Linked DNA regions of Homo sapiens: region 2 is linked to region 1. The links are chromatin loops, found by intact Hi-C in ENCODE. Cell type or tissue: endothelial cell of umbilical vein. All regions are shown on one strand. Each heading gives the region's core, and the rest is flanking DNA. Links, peaks and the distances in the headings are about the cores only. Region 1 holds the start of UQCRHL (ubiquinol-cytochrome c reductase hinge protein like). Region 2 overlaps SPEN (spen family transcriptional repressor).

Region 1 (13,636 bases), core at 4,665-12,664:
TTTTTGCAGATCACAGAACTTTTATTTAGATGGAATCACTGCGAATTACATAGAAGCTACCAGCCTAAGCCAAAACCCACGAGGTTCATGTGAACTTACAGTTACACAAATAAGAAACAAATGGTACATCCGAAACCATAAGGAAATATTCTGATGCCCAGATGATGAAGGCTGGGGTGAATTAAGTCCACACATTTATTTCAAGTTGTTAAAGAGTTTGTGGGCCACGCAATGGTCCTTTGCATGCAAGAAGTCAAAGAGCTCCTCCGTGCAATCCTCTTCTGTATGTGATCGAGAGGATACATGCTCATCATAGAGCTCTAGCCGCTCCCGGGCCTTTACACATTTCTCCAACTGCTCGCATTGCTCTCTCACTGTTGTTAGGGGATCCACTAATTCCTCCTCTTCCTCTTCCTCCTCCTCAGGATCTCCGGATTCGGTAAGCATCTTTTGCTCGTCCTCCAGTCCCATGTCTGGCTACGGTTCTAGATTTAACACGAGCAGCAACAGCGGCACCTCAATTTTTGTATTTTTAGTAGAGATGGGGTTTCACCATGTTGGCCAGGCTGGTCTCAAACTCTTGGCCACAGGTGCTCCGCCACTGAAAGTGCTGGGATTACAGGTGTGAGCCACCGTTCCCGGCCAGAAACTTCTCTTTATCCTGAGCTCTTAACAATCATCTCCTATAATTTCCTGAAAGTATTAAAGTGTCACTTTCAGCTGGGCGAGGTGGCTCAAGCCTGTAGTCCCAGCACTTTGGGAGGCCGAGGAGGGCGGATCACTTGAATCCAGAAGTTCAAGATCAGGCTGGGCAACATGGTGAAACCGCATCTCTACCAAAAATACAAAAATTAGTCAGGTGTGGTGGTGGGCCCCTGTAGTCCCAGCTATTTGGGAGGCTGATGTGGGAGGATAGTTTGAGCCTGGGAGGCAGAGATCACAGTGAGCAGAGATCATGTCACTGTACTCCAGTCTGGGTGACAGAGAGAGACCCTGTCTTAAAATAAAATAAAATAAAAAATAAAGTGTTGCTTTCATATTTAATATCTTGACTTTTTTTTTTTTTTTGAGCTGGAGTCTCGCTCTGTCACCTGGCTGGAGAGCAGTGGTGCGATCTTGGCTCACTGCAACCTCTACCTCCCAGGTTCAAGCGATCCTCCTGTCTCAGCCTCCCAAGTTTGCTCACTAGTTCATCCTTTGCCCCCAGTCAGCAAAGTCATGTGTGTGGTGCCTCAAGTTTCCGTAGTGGTGTGGATCTGCAGTGGGGCTGCTTTTCCTGACCTATTGGCCAGGCTTACCTTTCTGTAATTAATTGTTTGTTTGTTTTTTGAGACAGAGTCTTGCTCTGTCACCCCGGCTGGAGTTTAGTGGCGTGTTCTCGGCTCACTGCAACCTCCACCTTCCAGACTCAAGCGATTCTTGTGCCTCACCCTTCCGAGTACCTGAGACTACAGGCATGCGCCACCACGCCCAGCTAATGTTTTGTATTTTTAGTAGATACAGGGTTTCACCATGTTTGACCAGGCTGGTCTCAAACTCCTGAGCTCAGGCAATCTGCCCGCCTTGGCCTCCCAAAGTGCCAGGATTACAGGCGTGAGGCACTGCACCTGGCCACCTTTCTGTAATTAATACTGATAGTTTGTGTAATACATTTTATTTTTCCATGGAAAACACGCACACACACACGCACGCACACTACTGTCAAGAAAAACTCTGAGGCTCATTCACCCAGATTTGTGATTGTTAACTGGTGTTAAAATGATGTCACCTGGAGGCTTTTTTGAATTTATCAGGACTCACACTTAATGCAAAAGGAAGAAAGCTCTCTCAGGTGAGACAGCCATGGAGTGGGAGGGTGCAGGAGGAGGCCAACATCATCAGCAAGGATCCCCTGCAAACATGCCGCCCAGGAGGCAAGGCCTGTTTGGCATGTAGACCAGTCCTAGTCCACAGGTAAACATTCCATGCACTGGGGCAGAGGGGACTTGAGGAATTTATTTACTTCTTTATTGGATGGAGGAGGGTGGTGAGGGAAGAATGGGAAGTATTTGGTTCACCCCTGCCATTTATCCTGGGATTCCTGGCATCTGAGGAATCTGCATCCATACTGATTTGTTGACTCTGATTCTTTCTGTTTTTGTTTTGTTTTGTTTTTGAGACAGAGTCTCACTCTGTTGCCCAGGCTGGAGTGCAGTGGCACGATCTCCGCTCACTGCAACCTCTGCCTCCCGGATTCAAGTGATTCTCCTACCTTAGCCTCCCGAGTAGCTGGAATTACAGGCATGCACCACCATGCCCGGCTAATTTTTGTATTTTTAGTAAAGACGGGGTTTTGCCATGTTGTCCAGGCTGGTCTGGAATTCCTGACCTCAAGTGATCCACCCGCCTCGGCCTCCCAAAGTGCTGGGATTATAGGCGTGAGCCACCGCACCTGACTGACCCTGATTCTTTCTCCAGGGCCAAAATCGGCCTTTGCACAACAGAGGGTTTTTTTAATTTAATTTTTTTTTTTTTGAGACAAGGTCTTGCTGTGTCACACAGGCTGGAGTGCAGTGGCACAATCATGGCTCAAGTGATCCTCCCACCTCGGTCTCCCGAGTAGCTGGGACTAGAGGTACATACCACCACACCTCGCTAATTAAAAGAAAATATTTTTAGCAACGGGGATCTCACTATGTTGTCCAGGCTGGTCTCAAACTCCTGGGATCAAGTGAACCTCCTATTTCAGCCTCTCAAAGTGCTGGGATCATAGTCATGAGCCACTGCACCTGGCTTGGTTTTTAGACACGTGACTGTTTAGTGAAAACACGGCACTAGGCTTTTTGAAGCTAAATGACCTGGGTTTGAATGCTAGCTTTGCCAACCTTAATGACTTAGTTTAAATCTCAGTTTCCTCCCTAATGTGAGGATAACACTGCCTGCATCAAAGAGTTCTAACAAGCTGAAGTATTGGAAAGGGCTTTGTTAGCTGCAATGCTCCTGCCAAATGTTCTTCATAGCCTTTCCTAAGAGGAGGAAAAAAGAGAGATTTAAGTTTTGTAATTTGGTTGCCCTAAATAACAATGGGCAAGAGCTAAATCACAAGGCATAAGTGGCAGTGGACACAAGTTCGTTGGAAACATTCCCCAACATTTTTAGCCAAAAAGTTGTTCAGTTCTCTGTGTTCTCCCTCTTCTGCAACCTACACCCAGCCAAGGGCTGACTCAGTTTTAAGGGAGAAGTAGCATGAATTCAACAACATTGCATTCAGCATCCTCTATTCCTGCACTGAGCCTCTATTCTTTAGGTAAGGAGAGCCCCAGAATGAGAGGTCTTCAAAAGATGAAATCAGAAGTTGTCAGAGGCTGGGTGTGGTGGCTAACACTTGTAATCCCAGCACTCTGGGAGGCTGAGGCAGGTGGATCACTTGAGCGCGGGAATTTGAGACCAGCTTGGGCAACACGGTGAAACCCTGTCTCTATGAAAAATACAAAAATTAGCTGGGTGTGGTGGCATGCACCTGTAGTCTCAGCTGCTCGGGAGGCTGAGGTGAGAGGATCGCTTGAGTAGGGGAAGCAGAGGTTGCAGTGAGCCAAGAGTGAGTCACTGCACTCCAGCCTGGGTGACATAGCAAGACCCTATTTCAAAAGAAAAAAAAAGTTATCAGAGATTCATAAAGGGGATTCAGACATTAGGTGAGAAGTTTGGATGAGATAAACACTAAAATCTCTTCGAACTCCAAAATTCTATACAAAAGAGTTCCTCTCAAAGTGTATCATCTAGTGGGGAAGATAAAACCTGAACAGGCCGGGCCCGGTGGCTCATGCCTGTAATCCCAGCACTTTGGGAGGCTGAGGCAGGCAGATCACGAGGTCAGGAGATCGAGACCATCCTGGCTAACACGGTGAAACCCCATCTCCACTAAAAATACAAAAAATTAGCCGAGTGTGGTAGCGGGTGCCTGTAGTGCCAGGTACTCTGGAGGCTGAGGCAGAAGAATGGCGTGAACCTGGGAGGCGGAGCTTGCAGTGAGCCGAGATCGTGCCACTGCACTCCAGCCTGGGTGACAGAGCGAGACTCCATCTCAAAAAAAAAAAAAAAAATGTCATATAGTGATAGAAATAGTCATAGGGTATCCAGATGAAACTCTGGCTGTACCTAAGGCATGAACACTCATCAGGGCAAGCCAGTGTGGTCTGGCTGGAAAAGGGATGCTATTGGGAGGTGACTAAGCTGAGAGTGGGGAGGCTGGGGAGATTCATTGTACTGAGTGCCTACTGCCAGATATTCTGGAGCTTTTATCCCAGTGGGAGATGCAGACAAAAACAGGTAAACAAGAGAATGCAGATAGAAGTAAGAAAAATAAGGCAAGGGAAAGAATGGAGGGGAGGGACACGTGAAACTAGTTGCAAGTGATATGAAGGAGCCTTCCGTGTGCAGAATTTGAGCATGGACCTTATGGGCAGAGGAAACAGCATAGATAAAGTCCTGAGGCGAGCGTAAGCATTGTGTATTTGAATAACCATTGCGAGGAACAGTGACTATTTTTCTACTAGATGAGATGTGTGGGTTTCTCCCATCTAGGCACTTCCTTGGAGCTGACTAGAGAACAGATACGGCTTTTTTTTTTTTTGAGACAGAGTCTCGCTCTGTTGCCCAGGCTGGAGTGCAGTGGCGCAATCTCGGCTCACTGCAACCTCCACTTCCCGGGTTCAAGCGATTCTCCTGCCTCAGCCTCCCGAGTAGCTGGGATTACAGGCACGCACCACCATGCCCGACTAATTTTTGTATTTTTTTTAGTAGAGATGGGGTTTCACCATGTTGGTCAGGCTAGTCTCGAACTCCTGACCTCAGGTGATCTGCCTGGCTCAGCCTCCCAAAGTGCTGGGATTACAGGCATGAGCCACCACGCCCGGCCACAGATATGGCTTTATAAGTCAGCCAGTGTGACTTGGGACAACTAAAGTTGGAAGGCTTCAGCCAGCTGTCATTAAAGGAAGGGTGGGCCCTTGGTCTGCAACTGCCAATTAAAGAGATTATAGGGTGACAGTGACAGCAACATTGCAACTGAAAGGGACAAGCAAAGCTTGCTAGTCAGTGTGAGCCTAGAGGTGGCTTAGAAGACAAAGGCGTCTCACATTATGCTCCCACTCACACACATACACCTTAGTTTTGTGAGGTGTGCAGGATAGTTTTCATCTTCATATTGCACCTGTGGAAACAGAAGTGAAATGACTTACTCAAGCCATATAGTAAGCAACCAGCTAGGCTAAGACCCAGTTTCCTCATCCCCAATCGACTGCTCTTCCCTTTATTTATTTATTTACAGACAGAGTCTCACTCTGTTGCCCAAGCTGGAGTGCAGTTCGAGGCTGCAATGAGCTATGATGGTGCCACTGCACTCCAGCCTGGGTGACACGCTACACTGGGCAACAGATCGAGAACCTATCTCTTACTAAAAAAAAAAAAAAAAAAAGGTAGAAAAAAGTCTGTTTGTGCCTTAACTCTATTCCACTCAAAATCTATGCCCAACTTGTCCTATTTTCTTTTCTTTTTTTTTTTTTTGAGGCAGCATCTTGCTCTGTCACCCAGGCTGGAGTGCAGTGGCACAATCTCAGCTCACTGCAAACTTTGCCTCCTGGGCTCAAGTGATGCTCCCAACTCAGCCATTCAAGTAGCCGGGACTATACCACCACAGCTAGCTAATTTTTTTTTTTTTTTTTTTTTTTGAGATAGGGTCTTGCTCTGTCGCTCAGGCTGGAGTGCAGTGGCACATTTTTGGCTCACTGCAACCAGTGGCACATTCTTGGCTCACTGCAACCTCTTGCTCTTGGGTTCAAGTGATACTCCTGCCAGCTAATTTTTGTATTTTTTACAGGCATGATCCACCGCACCTGGCCTGAGACTCCATCTCCACAAAAAAAAAAAAAAAAAAAAATTAGCCAGGCATGGAGTGGGCGCACCTCCTCGGGAGGATGAGGTAGGAGGATAGGTTGAGGCCAGGAGTTCAAGGCTGCAATGAGCTATGGTGGTGTCACTGCACTCCAGCCTGGGTGACAGAGCAAAATCTTGTCTCCAGAAATAAATAAATTAAAATAAAATTGCATAAGATTATATTCTAAGTAGGCCGGGCGCAGTGGCTCACACCAGTAATCCCAGCACTTTGGGAGAGTGAGGCGGGTGGATCACGAAGTCAGGAGATCAAGACCATCCTGGTTAACATGGTGAAATCCCGTCTCTACTAAAAATACAAAAAATTAGGCGGGCGTGGTGACCGCACCTGTAGTCCCAGCTACTCGGGAGGCCGAAGCAGGAGAATCGCTTGAAATGGGAGGCAGAGGTTGCAGTGAGCTGAGATTGTGCCACTGCACGCCAGCCTGGGCAACAGAGCGAGACGCTGTCTCAAAAAAAAAAAAGTTATATCGGAAGTACTGCCTGAAACTATTCAGTCCAGAAGTCAGAAGCTTTGGGCTTGGGCCAAATCTAGCATACTGCCTATTTTACTGATGGCCTGGGAACTAAGAATGGCTTTTATATCTTTTAAAAGGCTAAAAAAAAAAAATGACCGGCGCAGTGGCTCATGTCTGTAATCCCAACACTTTGGAAGTTCAAAGTGGGCGGATCACCTGAGGTCAGGAGTTCAAGACCAGCCTGACCAACATGGTGAAACCTCGTCTCTACCAAAAATACAAAAATTACCCAGGTGTGGCCAGGCGCGGTGGCACATGCCTGTAATCCCAGCACTTTGGGAGGCTGAGGCGGGTGGATCACGAGGTCAGGAGATCAAGACCATCCTGGCTAACACAGTGAAACCCCGTCTCTACTAAAAATACAAAAAATCAGCCGGGCGTGTTGGTGGGCGTCTGTAGTCCCAGCTACTTGGGAGGCTGAGGCAGGAGAATGGCGTGAACCCAGGAGGCGGAGCTTGCAGTGAGCCCAGATCGCACCACTGCACTCCAGCCTGGGTGACAGAGCGAGACTCTGTCTCAAAAAAAAAAAAAAAAAATTACCCAGGTATAGTGGCGTGCGCCTGTAATCCCAGTTATTCAGGAGGCTGAGGCAGGAGAATTGCTTGAACCCAGGAGGCAGAGGTTGCAGTGAGCCGAGATCATGCCACTACACTCTAGCCTGGGCAACAGAGTGATGTGGTCTCAAAAAAAAAAATCAAAATAATGTTGTGATTATTGTGAATAATTTGATTATGACAAGTAAAATTGTATGAAATTCAAAAATCTGTGTCCACACAAAAAAAGTTTTATTGGAATAATTTTTTATTTTTTATTTTTGGGAGACAGAGTCTTGCTCTGTTTCCCAGACTGGAGTGCAGTGGTGCAATCTTGGCTCACTGCTACCTCCGCCTCCCGGGTCAAGTGATTCTCCTGCCTCAGCCTCCTGAGTAGCTGGGATTACAGGCGCCTGCCACCAGGCCCGGCTAATTTTTGTATTTTTAGTAGAGATGGGGTTTCACTATCTTGGCCAGGCTGATCTTGAACTCCTGACCTTGTGATCCACCCACCTCGGCCTCCCAAAGTGTTGGGGTTACAGGCGTGAGCCACTGCGTCCGGTCTTTTTTTTTTTTGAGATAGAGTCTCACACTGTCACCTGGGCTGGAGTGCAATGGTGCGATCTCAGCTTACTGCAACCTCCACCTCCCAGGTTCATGTGATTCTCCTGCCTCAGCCTCCTGAGTAGCTGAGATTACAGGTGCACATCACCACATCCAGCTAATTTTTTGTTTTTTTAGTACAGATGGGGTTTCACTATGTTGGCCAGACTGGTCTCAAACTCCTGACCTCGCGATCCGCCCACCTCAGCCTCCCAAAGTGCTGAGATCACAGGCATGAGCCACCGCGCCTGACCTTTTTTTTTTTTTTTTTTTTTTTTTTTTTTTAAGACAGAGTCTCACTCTGTTGCCCAGGCTGGAGTGCAGTGGCACGATCTCGGCTCACCGCAACCTCCACCTCCCAGGTTCAAGCGATTCTGCTGCCTCAGCCTTCCGAGCAGCTGGGATTAGAGGTGTGTGCCCCCATGCCCGGCTAATTTTTGTATTTTTAGTAGAGACAGGGTTTCACCATGTTAGTTAGGCTGGTCTTGAACTCCTGACCTCAGGTGAGCCACTGGCCTCGGCCTCCCAAAGTGGGAATAAAACTTTTTCTCATTTGTTTATATATATATATTTTATGTCTGCATTGCACTCCAGTCTGGGCAACATGCGAGACTCCATCTCAAAATAAATAAATAATAAAAAATAAAATAAAAAAGCTTGCTGGCCCCTGGGCTGGACCAGTAGCTCCCCTTCTATTGATGGGAAATTTGAGGCACAGAGAAAATGAGTGGCCTAAGATCATACACAGAGTCAATGGCAGAAATAACTCTGGCTCCCTATTGGTGCTCTTTTCACTTCATTACCATATAAAAGCAGCTAAACAAAGGTTTCTCAGCTTCTCATGACAATGGCTACTTGGTCCTTTTATATGCCTCATCTCTGCTCATTCTCACTCTTGTCTAACCTAGGTTCTAGCAGCTGCACACAGATGCAGCTGTGACCTCGAGAGGGCAGCACTCGTTAAGATGACTCCAAAATACAATCTCTTATCTGAGACCCAAAAATAGAGTGAATATATCGTCCTGTCCTAACGAAAAAAAGAAAAATGCATTAGAAAGTGTCTCAACTGCTTCTGATGATGATATATATGCATTCACACCAGTGTAAATGTAAGAGGTTTTCCTTTTTTTTTTTTTTTTGACAAATTGTCAACAAAGGTGAATTCAAGCACAAACAATCCCCACATTTAGCTAGACTGGAAAGCACTGAGGCCACATCAGTGGCAAAGGCAAGACAGGCATTTGAGAGAACCACCCAGAGAAACTTTTTTTTTTTTTTTTTTTTGAGACAGAGTCTCGCTCTGTTGCCAGGCTGGAGTGCAGTGGCTCGATCTCTGCTCACTTCAACCAACCTCCGCCTCCCAGGTTCAAGCAATTCTCCTGCCTCAGCCTCCCAAGTAGCTGGAACTACAGGCACACGCCACCACGCCTGGCTAATTTTTTGTATTTTAGTAGGGACGAGTTTCACCATGTTGGCCAGGATGATCTCAATCTCCTGACCTCGTGATCTGCCTGCCTCGGCCTCCCAAAAGTGCTGGGATTACAGCTGTAAGCCACCATGCCCGGCCCCCAGAGATACTTTTAAGTGTTTCCTGAGCACTGGGGGAACATGAAGAGGGAGAAAATTAGATCTCAGAGAGCCCAAGGGACAGTTTTAAGTAGACTCGTGACCCAGGTTTGTCCTTTTCTGAGTAGACTAGAGGTTCCATCTCTTTATTCTGGGATGTCCAGTAATAAAATGGGGCTAGTAGGGCTTGCAAGCAATGAGGTATTTATGAAGTACAATTAATGTATGCAAAGGGCTTTGAGATCCTTCAGATTAAAAAGTGTCCTGTGCAGGTGCAAGATGGACTGGTGTTGCTGTGAGGGCAAATATATTTTGTGGGTGTTACCATTGTTGTTGAACAAGGCAGTGGGGGAAAAAGTAGTTAAGATTATGTGGCACGATCCTTCAACATGACCCAGAACTGGGCCATAGGAAACTTGTACAGACTATCACATCAGATGATGGAGAGAAACATCACTGAGAATGCATAAATCCCCGGAGGCAGAATGGTTAATTTCGTGAGGCACAGTCATGTCTAGACAAATCTGGTGGGGCTATTTAGAAAAACACATATGGTACTTCTGGCTTTACAAGGAAGGGGACCAAGTCACATTACTCAGCAAATATCTTTCCTTAGTCTGAACTTGGCTTCTAAGATTTTCTGAGAACTGAGCTTTTTTTTTTTCTTTTTTTTGAGATGAAGTTTCGCTCTTGTTGCCCAGGCTGGAGTGCAATGATGTGATCCCGGCTCACTGCAACCTCTGCCTCCCGGGTTCAAGCGATTCTCCTGCCTCAGGCTCCCAAGTAGCTGGGATTACAGGCGACCGCCACCACACCCAGCTAATCTTTTAAAAAATATATTTAGTAGAGACGGGGGTTCACCATGTTGGCCAGGCTGGTCTTGAACTTATGACCTCAGGTGATCCGCCTGCCTCTGCCTCCCAAAGTGCTGGGATTATAAGCGTGAGCCACCACGCCTGGCCTGAGCATTTTTTCTAAATAATCTTGAAAGGCCTGGTGCTGGGTTAATAGCAGGAACTAGGCTAGTAGCGTAATTAAACATCCCCATATTGCAACACTTAAACATATGGGAATCCCAATGAGTTCCTAATGTATAATTCCTAAATTTAATCCTAAATTGTTCCAATGAATCCTTTTATATGACCTTGGCTAATTATGTAATATCTTAATCTCCAGTGGTAATGATAAATGTGAAAATGATGGCGTGAGTTGATTCATTTCTCCTTGCAGATATTCTATCAGGACCAATGATAAGGGCTTCTAGAAATAAAACCTCAGCAGACAGGAAACTGCCTTCAAACTTCAGCAATCAAGAATATTACTTACTTTAGTCCCTGGAATGCATGAGACAATGGAAATGCACTGAATTAGATTTTTACAAAATTTTTATCAGCTAGAACTTTGGTTCAGATCACTCCTATAATATTCAGGAAGACCATACAGACTTATCATGAAAATGAATAGTTCAGTTTACTTGGGGTATGATTAGTTAGGAAGGAATTAAGAAATCCGTAGCAGAAATATCCATACATTTAAAAGTTAATTCTGGCCAGGCACAGTGGCTCACACCTGTAGCCCCAGGACTTTGGCAGGCTGAGGTGAGTAGATCACCAGAGGTCAGGGGTTCAAGCCAGCTTGGCCAACATAGTGAAACCCGTCTCTACTAAAAATACAAAAAAAATTAGCCAGGCGTGGTGGCGTGTGCCTGTAGTCCCAGCTACTCAAGGGGCTGAGGTGGGAGAATAGCTTGAACCCGGGAGGTGGAGGTTGTAGTGAGCTGAGATCATGCCACTGCACTCCAGCCTGGGCAACAGAGCGAGACTCCATCTCAAAAAAAAACAACTTAATTATGTTACACAGAAAAGTTACAACTCTAATGCTGCATTTGCTTTGGAAATTATAAGCTACCAAGAAGAAAGAAAAGAAAAAAGACGGCTAGGTGGGTGCAGTGGCTCTGACCTCAGCACTTTGGGATGCCAGGGCAGGTGGATTGCTTGAGCCCAGTAGTTTAAGACCAGCCTGGGCAACAGGGCAAAACCCCATCTCTACAAAAAATACAAAAACTAGCAGGGCAGCGTGGTGTGTGCCTCTAGTCCCAGCTACGTGGGAGGCTGAGGGGGGAAGATGGCTTGAGCTCAGGAGGTGAAGAGGTTGCAATGAGCTATGATCATGCCACTGTACTCCAGCCTGGGTGAGAGAGTGAGATCCTGTCTAAAAAAAAAAAGATAAAAATAAAAAGATGTAATATAACACTCACGTGCCCAGCATTATAAATGTAATTCGGGATTTAATTTATGACATAAAGCTAATTGACTTCACAGCTTTGTATGCTGTCTTTTTTGAACTCCTGGCCTCAAGCGATCCCCCCACTTTGGCCTCCCAAAGTGCTGGGGTGACAGGCATGAGCCACTGATCCTGGCCTTTTTATGCTTTTAACAGTTCTATAGGGCCAGGTGCAGTGGCTCACGCCTGTAATCCCAGCACTTTGGGAGGCCGAGAGGGGAGGATCATTTGAGGTCAGGAGTTTAAGACCAGCCTGGCCAAAATGGTTAAACCCTGTCTCTACTAAAAATACAAAAAAAATGAGCCGGGCGTGGTGGCGCACACCTGTAATCCCAGCTACTCAGGAGGGTGAGGCAGGAGAATCACTTGAACCCAGGAGGTGGAGGTTGCAGTGAGCCGAGATTGTGTCACTGTGCTCCAGCTTGGGTGACAGAGTGAGACTTTATCTCAAAAAACAAACAAACAAAAAAACAACACAGACAGTTCTGTAATACTATATGGTTTTATAGGGCAAAACTATTTTGTAAAATATTATTATACTCCATCCATGAATTTCAAAGCAGTTGACAGAATCATTAGAGTCTTGGTGTATTCCTCTATGCTTTTAAAAAAATCCATTTAAGAAATAAAAAAGCCGGGCATGGTGGCTCACGCCTGTAATCCCAGCACTTTGGGAGGCCGAGGCATGTGGATCACAAGGTCAGGAGATTGAGACCATCATGGCTAACACGGTGAAACCCCATCTCTACTAAAAATACAAAACATTAGCTGGGCATGGTGGTGGGCGCCTGTAGTCCCAGCTACTCGGGAGGCTGAGGCAGGAGAATGGTGTGAACCCGGGAGGCGGAGCTTGCAGTGAGCCAAGATTGTGCCACTGCACTCCAGCCTGGGCGACAGAGCGAGACTCTGTCTCAAAAACAAAAAAAAGAAAAGAAGTAAAAAAAGCCGGGCGTGGTGGCTCATGCCTGTAATCCCAGCACTTTGGGAGGCCGAGGCGAGCAGATCACGAGGTCAGGAGTTTGAGACCAGCCTGGCCAAGATAGTGAAACCCCATCTCTACTAAAAATACAAAAAATTAGCTGGGCGTGGTGGGGGGCATCTGTAATCCCAGCTACTTGGGAGGCTGAGGCAGAAGAATCGTTTGAATCCGGGAGGTGGAGGTTGCAGTGAGCTGAGATCACGCCACTGCACTCCAGCGCTGGCGACAGTGCGAGACTCTGTCACAAAAAAAAAAAAAAGAAGTAAAAAAACTCAGTGGACTTTATCCTCATATTAACATAAACAGTTTAAATAGTATTTCTCAGATTATAAAGCACGTTTACATCTATTATCTGATTTGATTGAATGTTCAAAACAATCCTGTGGGGTAGATGTGTTATATATACTTAATAGATTTAATAAATTTCTAAAATTAACTCAATGAATATTTGTCGAGCAACTACTGTTTGCCAGGCACTAGTCTAGAAGATGACCATTCAGACAAAAAGAAAACACACCAAGACCCTACAAAAATGTTTATGTAACTTGCCCAAGAACACAGAAGGTGAATCCAATCATTTTGACTGGTGTATTCTATCATTTTTTCTATCTTAATTTGGAAAAATGAAGCATAGATTTTTTTTTTTTTTTTGAGACGGAGTCTCGCTCTGTCGCCAAGGCTGGACTGCAATGGCGTGATCTCGGCTTACTGCGACCTCCACCTCCCAGGTTCAAGCAATTCTCCTTCCTCAGCCTCCTGAGTAGCTGAGACTACAGGCATGCGCCACCACGCCCAGCTAATTTTTGTATTTTTTTTTTTTTTTTGGTAGAGATGGGGTTTCACCATGTTGGCCAGGCTGGTCTTGAACTCCTGACCTCAGGTGATCCACCTGCTTTGGCCTCCCAAAGTGTTGGGATTACAGGCGTGAACCATGGTGCCCAGCCAGCATAGATAATTATCTTGACTCTGTCTCTTGGTAAATTTGTGGCATTTCTGGCATGGACTTGCTCAACCACATTTGCTTGCCAGCATCTGCCCCCATACATTCCATCCTCCAGTCCTCTACTAGCTGAACTATCGAAAGCCAGTTCCTTTGCTTATGCAGCCCTTCCCTCCTACTTCAGGGCTCAGGTCATCCTGTCAATTCTTTCCACTCTCCAACCCACATCCATTCCCTACTCCCAGACTGGGCAACACAGTGAGACCCTGTCTCTACAAAAAAT
Region 2 (17,282 bases), core at 5,064-13,063, 71 kb after region 1:
TTTTTGTATTTTTAGTAGAAACGGGGTTTTACCGTGTTGGCCAGGCTGGTCTCTAACTCCTGACCTCAGGTGATTCACCTGCCTTGGCCTCCCAGAGTGTTGGGATTACCAGTGTGAGCTACTGCGCCTGGCCAAGCTTTCTCATTTTTAATAAGGACCTTAATAAAGTTATTGTGAAAATTAAAATGAACACTTAATGTAAAATGCTTACTTTGATACCTAGTATATGTTAAAAAAAATGCTGCTATTCAATTTGTTAATCCCACATGTCCTGCTTTTCAATTTAGGTGGTATATATTTAAAATTTACAGTCAAATTCTTTGACCTGATTAAAAGGCTCAGATTACTTTTCTTTTGCCTGCTTAAAATTAATTTAAGCAAATGGTCATGTAGTTGAATGTCTGTTTTTAGGCTTCCTGAATTTTCTTATTCAAAATAATACATGAAAACATTTTGTTTATCCCTCTGCCTATCTAGATATAATTCAAACATTCTGGAAGATTTGCATATTAAAATGAAACAAGCACCTAGTTTAGAAAGTCATGAAAGTTACGTTCTATGCCCAGCTTTCAAGCCGTGTGACATGGATGAAAACTCTTAACTTCTTTTGATTTTATTTGGTGTGCTGTCTAGATAAATGATTGATGAAATTCATTTGAACCCTATAAACTAATTATAAAATCTTGTTCCACTTTTTTTTCTGCATAGAATTGTCTAAAATGCTCAAGTTTTAGTCATTTTCCATAAACCTACCTCATTAAAAAGCTGCATCTGCATTCCACTGGATCAAAACTTATTGAAAAGGTGTTGAGGCACTGGGCGTGTGGCTCACTCACGCCTGTAATCCCAGCACTTTGGGAGGCTGAGGCAGGTGGATCACCTGAGGCAAGGAGTTCGAGACCAGCCTGGCCAACATGGTGAAACCCTGTCTCTACTAAAAATACAAAAATTAGCCAGGCATGGTGGCACATGCCTGTAATCGCAGTTACTCAGGAGGCTGAGACAGGAGAATTGCTTGAATTCGGGAGGTGGAGGTTGCAGTGAGCAAGCCACTGCACTCCAGCCTGGGTGACAGATGATGAGACTCTGTCTCAAAAAAAAAAAAAAAAAAAAGAAAAGAAAAGAAAAAAAAGAAAAAGTGCTGAGGCTGGGCAAAGTGGCTCACACCTGTAATTCCAGCACACTATGAGGCTGAGGTGGGTAGATCACTTGAGGTCGGTCAGGAGTTCGAGACCAGCCTGGTCAATGGTGAAACCCTGTCTCTACTAAAAATACAAAAATTATCTGGAGGTGGTGGTGGGTGCTTGTAATTCCAGCTACTCAGGAGGCTGAGGCAGAAGAATAGCTTGAGCCCAGGAGGTGGAGGTTGCAGTGAGCTGAGATAGCTAGAGGAGAATGATGCCTTCAGAGTAGCATTATACTTTGATGGGAGTATAATGGATCCGCCCTCAGAACTGTAGGCTCAGAAGCTTGAACCTAGAGGTGATCTGATGAATTTGATGGAGCTTAGTCCCTGCTCATGTAATTAAAAAAAAATAAAAAGCAGCTGTATGCTTCTAAATGTTTGCACTCAGAAAGATAACTGCTAGAAGGGTAGGATGCACTTAGAAAATCTGCCTGGGGAGTAAATTACAATAAAAAAGTTAGTGAGAAAGAGGATTTTTGATGATTATTTTATCAAGTTAGGGTAGCTAGATGTATTCATTTATATACCAAAGGCTACAACCTAGAAGTCTGGAGGGTGACATCTGACCAGCAGACAAATTTTTTTTTTTTTGAGGCGGAGTCTCGCTCTGTCACCCAGGCTGGAATGCAGTGGCACGATCTCGGCTCACTGCAAGCTCCACCTCCCGGGTTCACGCCATTCTTCTGCCTCAGCCTCTCGAGTAGCTGGGACTACAGGCTCCCGCTACCACGCCCAGCTAATTTTTTGTATTTTTAGTAGAGATGGGGTTTCACCGTGTTAGCCAGGATGGTCTTGATCTCCTGACCTCGCCATCCGCCCGCCTCGACCTCCCAAAGTGCTGGGATTACAGGCGTGAGCCACCGCGCCTGGCCCAGCAGACAAATTTAATTCACCTTGTATAGTGTTTTAAATTTAAATTATTGCCAGTGTTTAAAAAATTGGAATTTCCACCTAAAAGGCCAGATTTGGGCTCTTGTATGTTTTTTTCCCTCTGATTTGCACTGTAGGACCATACCTGACAAGGAAGTAAGGCATACTGAAATCTGCTGGTTGAAGGCACCTTCTTACCGTGGGCTTGGGGAAGAATCACTGAGAGATTCTTGCTCTGTTACCACTGTCTTATGTCTGTGTAGATTCTTCCTTTTTATAAATCACTATTTTTTTTTCCCTTCTGAGAGGTTATAGAGCATTTACTTAGGTTATTGGTTTCATTTCATATATAGTCATATTTTCTAGAGCTAACAGATTTCAACCCTATATTTACATGTTGCTTTTAGTGAGTTACTTGAACCTCATTCATTAACTTATTGATTCCTTCTAGTTTCACTGATGTGACAAATTTTATGTAATTATAGCTTTTTTTTTTTTTTTTTTTTTTGAGACAGGGTCTCACTCTCGCCCAGGCTGGAGTGCGGTGGCGCAATCTTGGCTCACTGCAACCTCTGCCTCTCGGGTTCAAGCGATTCTCTTGACTCAGCCTCCTGAGGAGCTGGGATTACAGGCACTGCCACCATGCCCGGCTAATTTTTGTATTTTTTAGTAGAGACAGGGGTTTCACTACATTGGCTAGGCTGGTCTCGAACTCCTGACCTCAAGTGATCCACCCACCTCAGCCTCCCAGAGTGCTGGGATTACAGGCATGAGCCACTGTGCCCGGCCAATGATAGCTTTTGTATCTATACATAAAAAGAACAGTGAGATAAATCTTTTGACTGCTGGGAAGACCTGATAGGTAGCATTTGGTTAGGCTATGAAGGATATGCAGGACTTCAACAAGAAGAGAGGAGGTTTAGGCTAGACAGGGAACACTGTGGGCAGAAGGAACAACCTGAGGTGGAAGGATGTTTTGAGCATAGCAGATAATTTAGAATGATTTAACTGTGGTAATGATTTTTTTTTTATTTTGAAGAGACAGAATCCTGCTCTGTTGCCCAGGCTGCTGGAGTGCAGTGGTCATAGCTCCTGGGCTCAAACCATCCTCCTGTTTCAGTCTCCTGAGTAGCTGGGATTATAGGTGCACATCACTTACACCTTGCTAATTTTTAAATTTTTCGTAGAGACAAAGTCTCACTTTGTTGTCCAGGCTGGTCTTGAGCTCCTGGCTTCAAGCGATCTTCCCTCCTCTGCCTCCCAAGTGCTAGGATTACAGGTGTGAGCCATCACGCCCAACTTTTGGGTTTTATTCTGTATGCAGAGAGGGCCATTAAAAGATTTAAGAAAGGAGATAGCTTGTTGAGATCTCTGCTTTAGAAAGGCAACTGGTGACTTATCCATAATCTCTGTTTTTCCTACTCTTGGTACCTCAGAGAAGGAAAATTTGGAACAGGTGGGAGAGACATTGTATTAAGAATCAGATTATCCTGATGTGTAAAAAGCAGAATGAACTTTCTGGTGATATGAAAGAACAAGACTGAGTGGCCTGAATGCATATCACAGAACCTAGTATATTGCCTTTCTCAGAATACATGTCCAATAAGTAGTTGAAATACTTAGATACAGTTCTTAGTTAACATGAAGGATAAAGCAAAATTGATGTAGATAGCTAAAAGTTTTTGTCATTTAAATTGTGATTGAAGCAAGTGTACAGAAATAATCCTCTGGTGTTCAGTTTACATTATTCCCTTTTATCAGATGTTCTCTTTTCCTCTTTAATTATATTGAATTCAAAGTGTAATATTTTGAGATGTTATGAAATTCAGAATGTTCAGTTTTCCTTTTGGAAGAAATAAGTTATTTCTTGTGATCTTTACAACTTGTGAAACTGTGACATTCCTGAAAGTCCTTTAAAGATGTTTAAAGTTAGCACTCGTATAGTGGACAAAATATAGCTTGGTTTTACCTATGGAAACAAGTTTGTCTTCTGTCTCCATGACTGATGGGGAAATTAATCACCCTCCATCCTTATTAATAGTTACACTTTTGATGAAGAGATTGCTAGTGGGGTATTTCAGATGAGTAAACATGGGATTAATGGCAGTCTAGTTGTGAAGTCCTTATAAATAACACATCTATTGTTTCTGCAAAACCATTTACAGTATTTTACTGGTGAGAACTGGGCCTTCATGGCTCCATGTGCTGCTATGTACTGCTCGACGTCTTTTTGTTTCTCTGTCATGGCCGTTTATTGAGCCACATTTCCTTTCAACAGAACATTTTAAATGCGTAAATTCCACAGAAGCATTTATTTTAAAATCCCTTGATTGAAGTTGAACATACTTTATTTCTATAGTTCCCTATTATTGGATTCCCGCCCCCCCAATCAAGTTGTAAGAATTTCCTTTAGGCCAGGTGCAGTGGCTCACACCTGTAATCCCAGCACGTTGGGAGGTTGAGGCGGGTAGATCATGAGGTCAGGAATTCAAGATCAGCCTGGCCAAGATGGTGAAACCCCATCTCTACTAAAAATACAAAAATTAGCCAGGTGTAGTGGTGGGCGCCTGTAATCCCAGCTACTATGGTGGCTGAGGTGCGAGAATCGCTTGAACCTGGGAGATGGAGGTTGCAGTGAGCCAAGATCGTACCACTGCACTCCAGCCTGGGCAACAGAACAAGACTCCATTTCAAAAAAAGAAAATTCTTATTTGCCATGAGCCGAGGAATGCACAGGTACTAACTAGATGGTGTGGACAGCTGACGCAAACTGGGCATATACAATGGGACACACCTGTACTAGGATGAAAGGCACAGCCTAGAGGGCTGGCAGGTGTTGGGTAATGCTCAAGTTTCAGAGTGATGGCAGAAGAGTAGGTTGGTAGGCCCTCATGGCTCTGCTTGGCAGCATCACAGGCCACAGCCCCCCTGGGGCTCTTGGTTCCCCCAGGGTCCAACCAAGTCTGAGTCATGGGGCTAGGATGAAGTTTCCCTTCCCTCCTCAGCAGGAAACCCCCTTCTTCCCAGAAGAGAGAGGGGAAAGGAGGCAATGGGTGACAGGGTCACTGCACCCACCAGAGATTGGAATTTTAGAGCAAGCTTTCTTCTTAAATAGATTTTAAAAATTAGAATGAGCTGATTTTTAAAAAATGTATTTCTCACATTTTCATTATATAGTTGTTACATTATTAAAATTTACTTTGCATTGTCATAAGCTAGAAGATATAAGGGAGAAGCTTGGGAACAGGAATGGGGGAAAGAAAGACACACACACAGTTCCTGGGCGGGGAAGCAGACATGTGAAACCCTTTGTGGTGTTTGCTTAAAGTAACAAGGAAAGCATATAGAAGAACTTCAAGTAACCAAACTTTTCAGCTCTTCTGCCATGTTAAGATATGGAAAGTCTTATGTCTCTCTCTTCTCCAGTGTGTTAGCTTTGCATTAGAACGATGTACTTTTTTTCTTTTTTTTTGAGACAGAGTCTTGTGTTGTTGCCCAGGCTAGAGTGCAGTGGTGTGATCTCGCCTCACTGCAACCTCCACCTCCCGGGTGGAGCAACTCTCACGCCTCAGCCTCCTGAGTAGCTGGGACTATAGGCATGCGCCACCACATCTGGCTAATTTTTTGGCTAAATGGATTACATGTGTGAGCCACTGTGCCCGGCCTAAAACAATTTACTTTTTAATTGAAAGGGAAATGAAAGTATTTCTTATTACTGATGGTATTCTTTGCACAACCTGTCTGTATATTTTTTTTTAATTACATATGCTGAGTAAAGTATATCAAAAGTTATCTATAACCCTATTACTTTTTTTCCTAATGTTAGACAATTTAAGATTCTTTTTTTTTTTTTTTTTTTTGAGACAGAGTCTTGTTCTGTCGCCCAGGCTGGAGTGCAGTGGTGTGATCTCGACTCACTGCAAGCTCCGCCTCCTGGGTTCACGCCATTTTCTTGCCTCAGCCTCCCGAGTAGCTGGGCCTACAGGCGCCCGCCACCCCGCCCGGATAATTTTTTGTATTTTTAGTAGAGATGGGGGTTTCATCATGTTAGCCAGGATGGTCTCGATCTCCTGACCTTGTGATCTGCCCGCTTTGGCCTCCCAAAGTGCTGGGATTACAGGCATGAGCCACAGCGCTCGGCTTGTTTTATGGGTTAACAGTAATTAGAATATTTAATGAATTCTGGATTTTAACAACAGATATAAGGTAATAAAAAGGAATATGACCCTTTTAACTTAAAAAAGCATGAAAGTCTGCAGTCTAATAAGAAGCATTTTTTTTCTGTAAAGACCAAATCTGCAAATCATGAACAATTTAGATATTATAGTTTCTTTCCTAGAGGGGGAATTTTACTCACATATCCTTTTGTCTTTTCTTGAGGAGATTTTGCAGTTAACTTATTTTAGTTAGGAGAAATTATTTTCTTCCAAGTTCAAGTAGAAAATTTTTCAAAAATGCTGTCATTTTTGTAGTCTTGTGAAAGAATGTGGATGAGGCTATAAAGGTGAGGAAAACCATTAAGAATGGTGGCATTGTATGTATCAAAGTGACAATGTACCTTCCATTTCTCTCTCTCTTTTTTTAAAAACAGGTATGTGCATTCAGGTGTCAATTGGGAGAAGGAATGCTAATTTTATTACCTGGCTGTACAGTTTCTTATGATACGTGGCATGTGCTGGGAACTGCCAGACATAGCAGCAGTTTTAAAATATATATGAAGTAAAAGTCAATTCCTTTCCTTTTCCTTTTCCTTTTGTTTTTCTTTTTCTTTCTTTTTTTTTTTTAAAGGCAGAGTCTTACTTCGTCACCGGGCTAGAGTGCAGTGGTGCAATCTAAACTGACTGCAACCTCTGCCTCCCAGGTTCAAGCGATTCTCCTGCCTTAGCCTCCCTAGTAGGTGGATTACAGGTTGTGCCACCAGCTAATTTTTGTATTTTTTAATAAAGATGGGTTTTCGCCATGTTGACCACCCAGGCTAGTTTCAAATTCCTGGCCTCAAGTGATCCACCTGCCTCCGCCTCCCAAAGTGCTGGGATTTCAGGCATGAGCCACTGAGCCTGGCCTAAAAGTCAGTGTTTTAAAGTATTAAACAAATTAATAATTAGTGATCATTTTTCGGTGATGATCATAGAAACAAATTTGTCTGATTTATTATCCAAAGTTACCTATAATAATGAATAGGCAAATAATTTCTGGATTCAGTGGTAGATATAATTTTGTTTTGTAGCTTTGTGATTCTTTATTTTTTTTTTGAGATGGAGTCTCGCTCTGTTGCCCAGGCATGAGCCACCACGCCCAGCCCATTCTTTGATTTTAATTAGTTTGTTCTGCTTCGTTATTACTTTTTTAGATCGTCTAGAGGTTTCAAAAGGGAGAATTTCTTGCTGAAAATTAGTGTTATGATTAAAACATATTCATTGCTTTGGACCTTTCCAACTGTTACATGAAGTTTCTTTTTAAGCATACAAGAGGAAGTGTACGTGGAGTTTCTATCTTGACGTTTATAATTATTCTTTGTGATGGACTCCTGTAAGAGCCAATTAATGGTTTTATTGACTGTGTATGATTAAGTATGCTCTTTCCTTAAAATATGTGTATCTAAATTCTTTAAAAAGTTACCTACTTGGAAGGGTTAGGGAAGAAAAAGAACAGCAGGCATATTAGTGTCTGTAATACTTGAGAAACATTAGGTCGTGCCTCATTTTGAGCGGCTCTCTTAAATACTTTACAAAAGAATAAGCATTTGCTTGTTCCCTGCTTAATGCTATTTTGGTACTGTTTAGCAGCATGGAATAAATGTTCAGCAGTGTGTGCTTTGGACAAGAAATACACCAAAAAAACCCTTTTTTTCCCATCAGTGGCAGACAAACTGCAGAGGTCACTGAAGAGCCCACAGTTTGGAAACACATTATTTTTTTTGGCTCCTGTATTGCTTGCATCGTTTGTTATTGTGCAATAAGCAACACACAACCTTCTGTTTTAGGGGGTCATATTAGCCAACCAAGCCTTTTTTGTGCTAAATATGGAAATGGAAGAGTACTTACTTAATTGTTCTGGTAGGCATAGCTCTCATAATGGATACCTGTAAATAGGTCTGTTTCCTTTCTGGATTTCCTTTTTTGGTCAAATACAGCATTTTAGTAAAGTTTTGTTTTTTTGTTTTTGTTTTAGATGTGTAGGTGTTGTCAGCTGCAGGGTCTTGTACAGAATAGGCATTCCATTTTGGAAACAAGTACTGGGCTGACCCATATTGCTGAAGTGGGAACCTTGCTTTTAGTTAGGATGCTCGACTGCAGAGGAATGAGAACCAGGTAGCCTTAGCTCTGGAAGCAGATGAGAAGCGCTCATCTGGGCAGCCCCTGCGTCTGAATATTGTGGGGGAAAATAGGAACTGTTGTTTGTGACTCGAACCAGCCTAAACTGGAACCATCCAGTTTGAGTTGGCTGCTTGCCACCTCCCGGAGGCTTCCTTGTTTTGCCAGAGTTTCTCCACAGCCCTCAGTCCAGGGGCGGGGCGCAGGGACCCGGCTGCTGCGTGGTGACTGGGCCAGGCGGTGGGAGGGGCAGGACGGCTGTGCCTTAGTGTTCCTGGAGAGGAGGATTTCAGATCTAGCCAGGGTGAACGCCCGACTGCAAGCTGGTACAAACTCTATTTTTAATACATCTTTCTGTTATTAACCCTTGCTTTAATGGTAACTTTTAGTCTTCTACCTTTTAGAAGCTACGGCTTCTGTAAAACTGCTTCTGCACTGCCAGTGCTTGGCCACATCACAACATGGTCAGCATTTGGTGACAAGGAGTTTATTACCAAAGTCCCCAGGAGCGTTGCTTTTAGTTAGGTTAGTCCATTTGAAATAAAGAACTGTCCCTCTCACCCCTTCTCATTCTTACCAATTAGGTTGTACTGAGGTTTTTTATTTTGGTTTCTTAGGTGGAAGGAATTAAAATAGGTTTTGGTGGCAAAGTTGTGACATGACATGATGTCTTGTGGGTTTTAATTTACTCTGGATGATTGATTGGTTGATTTTTGAGATAGGTTCTTGCTCTGTCGCCCAGGCTGGAGTGCAGTGGTAATTTGCACATTTGCAGCCTTGACTTCCTGGGCTCAAGCTATCATTGCACCTGAGCCTCCCAAGTAGCTGGGATTACAGCCACACACCACCACGCTGGGCTAATTTTTGTATTTTTTGTAGAGATGGAGTCTCACTGTGTTGTCCAGGCTGGTCTTGAACTCCTAGGCTCAAGCTATCCGCTTGCCTTTGCCTCCCAAAGTGCTGGGATTACAGGTGTGAGCTGTGCCTGGCCTGAATTTTTTTTTTTTTTTTTTTTTTGAGACGGAGTCTTGCTCTGTCACCCAGGCTGGAGTGCAGTGGCACGATCTCAGCTCACTGCAAGCTCCGCCTCCCGGGTTCACGCCATTGTCCTGCCTCAGTCTCCCGAGTAGCTTGGGACCACAAGCGCCCGCCACCACGCCCAGCTAATTTTTTGTATTTTTAGTAGAGACTGGGTTTCACCATGTTAGCCAGGATGGTCTCGATCTTCTGGTCTTGATCTCCTGACCTCATGATCTGCCTGCCTCAGCCTCCCAAAGTGCTGGGATTACAGGCGTGAGCCACTGTGCCTGGCCGAAAAAAATTTTTAATGTTGCTAAAAATCAGAAAGTCAAGCCTGGTCTGATGGTATGTTCCTGTAGCTTCTCTGGAAGTTGATGTGGGAGGCCTGGTGTTTGAGACATAGCAAGACCTCATCTCTTAAAAAAAAAAAAACAAGTCCTTCAGGTACGGTGGCTCACACCTGTAATCCCAGCAGTTTGGGAGGCTGAGGCGGGTGGATCACTTGAGGTCAGGAGTTCGAGACCAACCTGGCCAACATGGTGAAACCAGTCTCTACGAAAAAAATACAAAAATTAACTGGGCATGGTGGTATGGTGGACGCCTATAATCCCAGCTGCTCGGGAGGCGGAGGCAGGAGAATCGCTTGAGCCCTGGAGGCAGAGGTTGCAGTGAGCCAAGATTGCACCACTGCACTCCAGCTTGGGTGACCGAGGGACACTCCGTCTCAATAAAAACCCCAAAATTAAAAATAATAACAAGTAATTACGCAGATTAAAGTTTTAAATAACAAATTTTATTTTATTTTATTTATTTGTCTTTTTTTTTGAGACGGGGTCTCACTCTGTCACCCAGGCTGGAGTGCAGTGGTGCTGTCTCAGCTCACTGCAACCTCCACCTCCTGGGTTCAAGCGATTCTCTTGTCTCAGCCTCCTGAAAACAACAAATTTAAAAATAAAAACTGCCATGTCAAATTGTATTTGTTTGACTTGGAAGCAAACTATGTAAACTCTTTTTTTTTTTTAATTTTATTATTTTTTTTGAGGCAAGAGTCTTGCTCTGTTGCCCAGGCGGAAGTGCAGTAGCATGATCTCGGTTCACTGCAGCCTCCACCTCCCAGGTTCAAGTGGTTCTCCTGCCTTAGCCTCCCTAGTAGCTGGGATTACAGGCACACGTCACCACGCCTGGCTAATTTTTGTATTTTTAGTAGAGACAGGGTTTCGCCATATTGGTCAGGCTGGTCTCGAACTCCTGACCTCAGGTGATCCGCCCAGCTTTGCCTCCCAAAGTGCTGGGATTATAGGCATGAGCTACCACACCCAGCCAAAGTATGTAAACTCTTTTTTTTTTTGAGACAGTGTTTTGCTCTTGCTGCCCAGGCTGGAGTACAATGGCGCGATCTCGGCTCACCGCGACCTCCACCTTCTGGGTTCAAGTGATTCTCCTGCCTCAGTCTTCGGAATAGCTGGATTACAGACATGCGCCACCATGCCCAGCTAATTTTGTATTTTTAGTAGAGACAGGGTTTTGCCATGTTGGTTGGCTGGTCTTGAACTCCTGACCTTAGGTGATCCACCTGCCTCGGCCTCCCAAAGTGCTGGGATTACAGGCATGAACCACTGCGCCCGGCCAATCATTTTTACTTATGGTAAAACTTTACTCATTGCAGTTTAGGTGATCTTGTTCTTTCCTTATATCTCTTTTGGGGTGTTTGTACTTGGAAGTTCTCTATGGTCATTCTTAGAAGCCAAGGCACAAATTTACCTTGCCCCAAACAAGGAATCATGCGTGTCCAGAAATTAAGGAAAATGTAGGAATTCTCATTTTAAAATAAACATTAGCATTTTCTTTCTTTCTTTTCTTTTCTTTTTTTTTTTTTTTTGAGACGGGGTTTTTTGCTTTTATCACGCAGGCTGGAGTGCAATGGCTTGATTTCGCCTTGCTGCAACCTCCGCCTCCCAGGTTCAAGCAGTTCTCCTGCCTCAGCCTCCTGAGTAGCTGGGATTGCAGGCATGTGCCACCACGCCCAACTAATTTTAGTATTTTTAGTAGAGATGGGGTTTCACCATGTTGGTCAGACCGGTGTCAAACTCCTGACCTCCAGTGATCTGCCCACCTCAACCTCCCAAAGTGCTGGGATTACAGGCATGAGCCACCGTGCCTGGCCAACATTAGCATTTCCTGGAGTTCAGAATTAGCTGAGGTTTTATTCTTTATACAAGCACCCCTCTATCAATCTGTGTCTTAGAGTACAAACTGAATTGGCTTCAAAGGGTAGTCTTGCTGTCCATTCCTGTGTGAGAAAATGGAAAGAGCACTCTCTGGTCATTTACTTACTTATTAGTTATTCATTAAGTTATATGCTACTGGAGTTTACTGGTGCTAGAAATTATGATATCTCTATAGAACACCTTTTTTTTTTCCCCATTATTTGAGATGGAGTCTCACTCTGTTGCCCAGGCTGAAGAGCAATGGCGCCATCTTGGCTCACTACAATCTCCATCTCCCGGGTTCAAGTGATTCTTCTGCCTCAGTTTCCCAAGTAGCTGGGATTACACGTGCCTGCCACCATGCCCAGCTAATTTCTGTATTTTTCAGTAGAGTTGGGGTTTCACCATGCTGGCCAGGCTGGTCTCGAACTCCCAACCTCAGGTGATCCACCCGCCTCGGCCTCCCAAAGTGCTGGGATTACAGGCATGAGCCACCGCACCCGGCCTATAGAACATCTTTCCAAATCCACTTTGTACTATAAATAAACTTCCTATGTCCAGGTAGACAAAACAGTAAGTGAAATAGCTTTAAAAATGTCTTTGCAGAGTTCGTTTCTAAGAATTTCACTCATCCTCTAAAAACTTTCATTTGGTATGGAAGAGAGATGTAGATTAGAAATATATGCTAAGATGAGGGCAGTAAAACATTTTCTTACAAATAGGTGGGAACACATTATATACAGTTCAATAACATCAGGTTGACATTTTTATTTTTATTTTTCATGTGATCTAGGCTCACTGCAACCTCTGCCTCCCGGGTTCAAGCGATTTTCCTGCCTCAGCCTCCCGAGTAGCTGGGATTACAGGCACGCACCACCACACCCAGCTAATTTTTGTATTCTTAGTAGAGACTGAGTTTCACCATGTTGGCCAGGCTGGTCTCGAACTCTTGACCTTATGATCCGCCCACCCCGACCTCCCAAAGTGCTGGGATTATAGGCATGAGCCACCGTGCCCGGCCTGGTTGATATTTTTAGATTTTGACTCAGGTTTTTTTTTTTTTTTTTTTTTTAAGACTGGGTCTTGCTCTGCTTCCCAGGCTGGAGTGCAATCTCTGCTCACTGCAACTTCCACTGTAAAATTCACCCATTTAAGTGGACAGTTAATGCTTTTTAATACATTTACAGCATTTTGCAACCATCACCATAATGAAACTAGTGCATTTTCATGACCCCGAAAAGAAACCTCATACCCGTTAGCAGTTGCTCTCCATTCTTTTTCTCCCCCAGCCCAAGGCAACTGCTAATCTATCTCTATAGCCTATTCTGGCCATTTAATAGAAGGAAAATCATACCATATTGCGGTCTTTTGTGACTGGTTTCTTTCACTTAATATGTTTTTGCAGTTCATCCGTGTTATAGCATTGATCAGTACTGGTGCACTGAATAGCCACATTTCAAGTGCTCAATAGCCACATGTGACTAGTGGCTGCAGTACTGGATATCCTAGCTAGAAACAAAAACCTCCCTAATAAACCAGCATATCATCCTTCAGGAGAAAATGGTAGGCCTTTGTAATGCTTAAGCGTAGCCCAGAAATATATGTGTGTGGGTTTTAACAAAGAAATTCCGTTTACAGGAGCTAACACTTAGAGGTTTAGCACATTTGGAAATAATTGCTATGAAAAAAATTTTTTTTTAGAGGCAGTCTTGCTCTGTCACCCTGGCTGGAGTGGTGGTGCAATCATGGCTCACTGCAACCTTGAACTCCTGGGCTCAAGGGATCCCCTCACCTCAGCCTCCTAAGTAGCCGAGACTATAGACATGCCACCACACTTAGCTAAATTTTTTTTTTTTTTTTTGAGATGGAGTCTGGCTCTGTCGCCCAGGCTGGAGTGTAATGGCACCATCTCGGCTCAGTGCAAGGTCCGCCTCCTGGGTTCACGCCATTCTCCTGCCTCAGCCTCCCGAGTAGCTGGGACTACAGGCACCCGCCACCACGCCCGGCTAATTTTTGTATTTTTGGTAGAGATGGGGTTTCACCATGTTAGCCAGGATGGTCTTGATCTCCTGACCTCGTGATCTGCCCACCTCAGCCTCCCAAAGTGCTGGGATTACAGGCTTGAGCCACCGCGCCCGGCCTTGTTTTTTGTTTTTTGTTTTTAAGCGATAGGGTCTCGCTATGTTGCCCAGGCTGGTCTAGGTCTCATGACCTCAAGTGATCCTCCTGCCTTGGACTCCCAAAGCACTGGGATTACATGCATGAGCCGCTGTACCTGGGCTAATATAAAAACCATTAAGAAAAACTAATGTCATGGTGTCATGTTAATAAATTCACATATATCTCAGTAGAACTGTTTAAAAATATACACATCAAGTTCTGGAGACCTGGTTTTTTTAAAAAAAAAAAACTTATTTATGTTGGCTACATGTTCAAATGATATTTTGAATATATTAGGTTAAATAAAGCATATTACTACATTAATTACATCTGTTTCTTTTTACTTTTTTTTTTTTTTTTTTTTTTTTTGGAGATGGAGTCTCGCTCTGTCGCCCAGGCTGGAGTGCAGTGGCGTAATCTTGGCTCACTGTAAGCTCCGCCTCCCCGGTTCACGTCATTCTCCTGCCTCAGCCTCCCGAGTAGCTGGGACTATAGGCACCTTCCACCATGCCTGGCTAATTTTCTTTTTGTATTTTTAGTAGAGATGGGGTTTCACCTTGTTAGCCAGGGTGGTCTCGATCTCCTGACCTCGTGATCCGCCCACCTCTGCCTCTCAGAGTGCTGGGATTACAGGCGTGAGCCACTGCTCCCAGCTCTTCGTTTTACTTTTTAAAATATGACTATTTGAAAATTAAAATTTTGTGGCTTATATTTCTACTGGACAGTGCTCTTCTAGAAGCAAGCTCTATTAAGCTGTAATGTCACAAAATAATTTGTGTATCAATTTAGTGCTTTTCATTTTGTTTAAAGACAAATAGAGTTTGTTATTTTTCTTTTTTTAAATTCCCTAAACCCTTCTATTCTCTTGGAAATGATGGGTTAATAGAAAAGCCTCTTGGGACTGTTATGCCTAAAATATAAACTGAACTACTTCCAGATTCCATCTTCAACACTTCAAGTGTTGGTCAGGCTAAAATGCCTGTTTCCAGGGTGGCTGAGGGAATGGCTCAACCGAAATATTTATTTCAAAGTCCAGGTTCCAGGCTTAGAAATATGTTAATATCAAAGCCCCTAAATAAATTAATTTCCCAAGGAGAAAATCAAATAACCAGAGTAAATTTATTTTTAAAATTTAAAAAACAACTTTGGGCGGGGCACGGTGGCTCACGTCTGTAATCCCAGCACTTTAGGAGGCTGAGGCAGGCAGATCACCTGAGGTCAGGAGTTCAAGACCAGGCTGGTCAGCATGGCAAAACCCCATCTCTATTAAAAATACAAAATTAGCTGGGCGTGGTGGCATGCACCTGTAATCCCAGCTAATCAGGAGGCTGAGGCAGGAGAATCGTTTGAACCCAGGAGGTGGAGGTTGCAGTGAGCTGAGATTGCGCCATTGCACTCCAGCCTGGGCAACAAGAGTGAAACTCTGTCTCAAACAACAACAACAACAACAAAAACACTTTCATCTGATGATCATTTTTAAGTGATGGCTAGTACTTTTGATAGAGGTTTAAAATATGTCTGTTTACATACTGGTGCTAATAGACTGGAATTCAGTTGTTGGAATTAGAAGACAGAAATAATACACATCTGTGTTGCTTCTAGGCATCATTTGTATAACCCAAACTGGAGGAGTTCTGTGATTCTTTATATGTTATTTTCGATGGTGGTAGGGAGGGGCAGATTAGCTTCCTGAATATGCTGTGTCATGGTGTGTGGAGCCATCTTGGACTGTAGCTTTGTATCTGTCACTGGAAGAAACTGCAGAGAAGTAATTATATTTAAGCAGAAGAATTTTAGCCTGAGGTTTCTTACTGAGTAATTCGTAGTCATTTATAAATAAACAAAAAAGTATACCAAATAGCGGATGGCTTAGGCTTTCTGGTAGGGAGTTAGGTGCCTTTCTAACTCCTTGTCCCTGCAACTGCCCTAATGGAGAGTTCAGAAGCAGGAAAGAGCAAACTTCTTTTTCATTCTGGATAGAGAGGAGATGTCATTAGTATCAAAGTTAAATTGAAAAAAGGCCAGTACACTCAAGCCTGGGCAACAGAGCGAGACCCTGTCTCTTAAAAAAAAACAAAAAAAAGCAAGCCAATTGCAGTGGCTCCCGCCGTAATCCCAGCACTTTGGGGGAGGCTAAGGCTTGAGGATCACTTGAGGCCAGGAGTTTGAGATCAGCCTTGGTCAACATGGCAAAACCCTGTCTCTACTAAAAATACAAAAATTAGCCGGGTGTGGTGGCGTGTGCCTGTAATCCTAGCTACTTGTGGCTGAAGCTTAAGAATCACTTGAACCCAGGAAATGGAGGTTGCAATGAGCCAAGATTGCACTACTGCACTCCAGCCTGGGCGACAGAAAAGGCAAAAACCTCAAACTTCAAATTTGCTTATGGGTTTGGTAAGGCTACATCAGTTGTATGTGACCACTTGGAATTAAAACACACACACACTCACTTGATCTGTGTGCTTTCTTGGCCTGTGCCTTCTGAAACATTTTAGTTTTTTCATACAAGAAATATCAGATTCTATATACCGTGTGACTAAGGGAATGAGAAAATCCCATTGTATTTGACAGTTTAAATTTTCTCATCTTTTTTGTCTCTTAAATAAAGACTGCTGCCACGTTGGAAGGATTTCTTGTTCTTAGGCAGACATGTTACATCTGCTTACTGCTTTCAGGGAGCATGCATGTTTGATGCTTTTTGCTTTGAGTTACTTGAGTACAAGGTTTTCTGAGTGTGAAGGGTCCAGTAAAGCCCACCCAAAAAGAAGTCACATGATTCTTAATAATAGATTAACAAAAACGTAGCCTCTTTCCATTTTTGCTACTGTTATTAGGACAGTAGATCCTAAAACTACCATATTATGGTTGTTTTTTTTTTTTTTTTTTTTTTTGAGACGGAGTCTCGCTCTTTCGCCAGGCTGGAGTGCAGTGATGTGACCCTGGCTCACTGCAACCTCCGCCTCCTGGGTTCAAATGATTCTCGTGCCTCAGCCTCCAGAATAGCTGGGATTACAGACACGCGCCACCACACCAGCTAATTTTTGTATTTTTAGTAGAGACGGGGTTTCACCATGTTGGCCAGGTTGGGCTCGATCTGACCTCCTGATCTGCCTGCCTTGGCCTCCCAAATGCTGGATTACAAGCGTGAGCCACCGCGCCCGGCCCATATTGTATTTTTAATGCCAAAGCTTATAAGTCTTCAAAAAAGTTTTTTTAAATTGTAGTAAAATATACACAGCATAATATTTACCTTTTTATTTTTATTTTTATTGAGACAGAGTTTCGCTCTTGTTGCCCAGGCTGGAGTGCAGTGGCGCGATCTTGGCTCACCGCAAACTCTGCCTCCCGGGTTCAAGCAATTCTCCTGTCTCAGCCTCCTGAGTAGCTGGGAATATAGGTATGTGCCACCACGCCTGGCTAATTTTGTATTTTTAGTAGAGACAGGGTTTCTCCATGTTGGTCAGGCTGATCTCGAGCTCCCGACCTCAGGTGATCCGCCCGCCTCGGCCTCCCAAAGTGCTGGGA

The links. Peaks named below come from ENCODE experiments on the same cell type or tissue, not always from the same donor. Only the 100,000 strongest peaks of a DNase experiment are listed, where the experiment ranks them.
Region 2: it touches region 1 in a loop (2.2-fold over the local background); 7 of 110 quality-filtered maps call a loop at or near these places.

The regions. Positions count from the first base shown.
Region 1 is chr1:15,807,179-15,820,814 of GRCh38, forward strand. It overlaps UQCRHL (ubiquinol-cytochrome c reductase hinge protein like), which reads right to left and starts at 471. Exons shown (of 1, transcript NM_001089591.2): 1 at 196-471. The coding sequence starts at 471. The coding sequence ends at 196. In endothelial cell of umbilical vein, for the core only: a CTCF peak has its summit at 8,530 (motif pointing right); a DNase peak (open chromatin) is centred at 8,543.
Region 2 is chr1:15,877,912-15,895,193 of GRCh38, forward strand. The region is part of intron 3 of SPEN (spen family transcriptional repressor); the gene reads left to right. Among named protein-coding and RNA genes, the nearest start is that of SPEN-AS1, 38 kb to the left of the region's middle. RefSeq lists enhancers at 15,387-15,531, 15,461-15,520 and a cis regulatory region at 15,454-15,464. In endothelial cell of umbilical vein, for the core only: no CTCF peak of the experiment used is centred there; DNase peaks (open chromatin) are centred at 7,840 and 8,560; H3K4me3 peaks cover 712 bases; H3K27ac peaks cover 1,631 bases.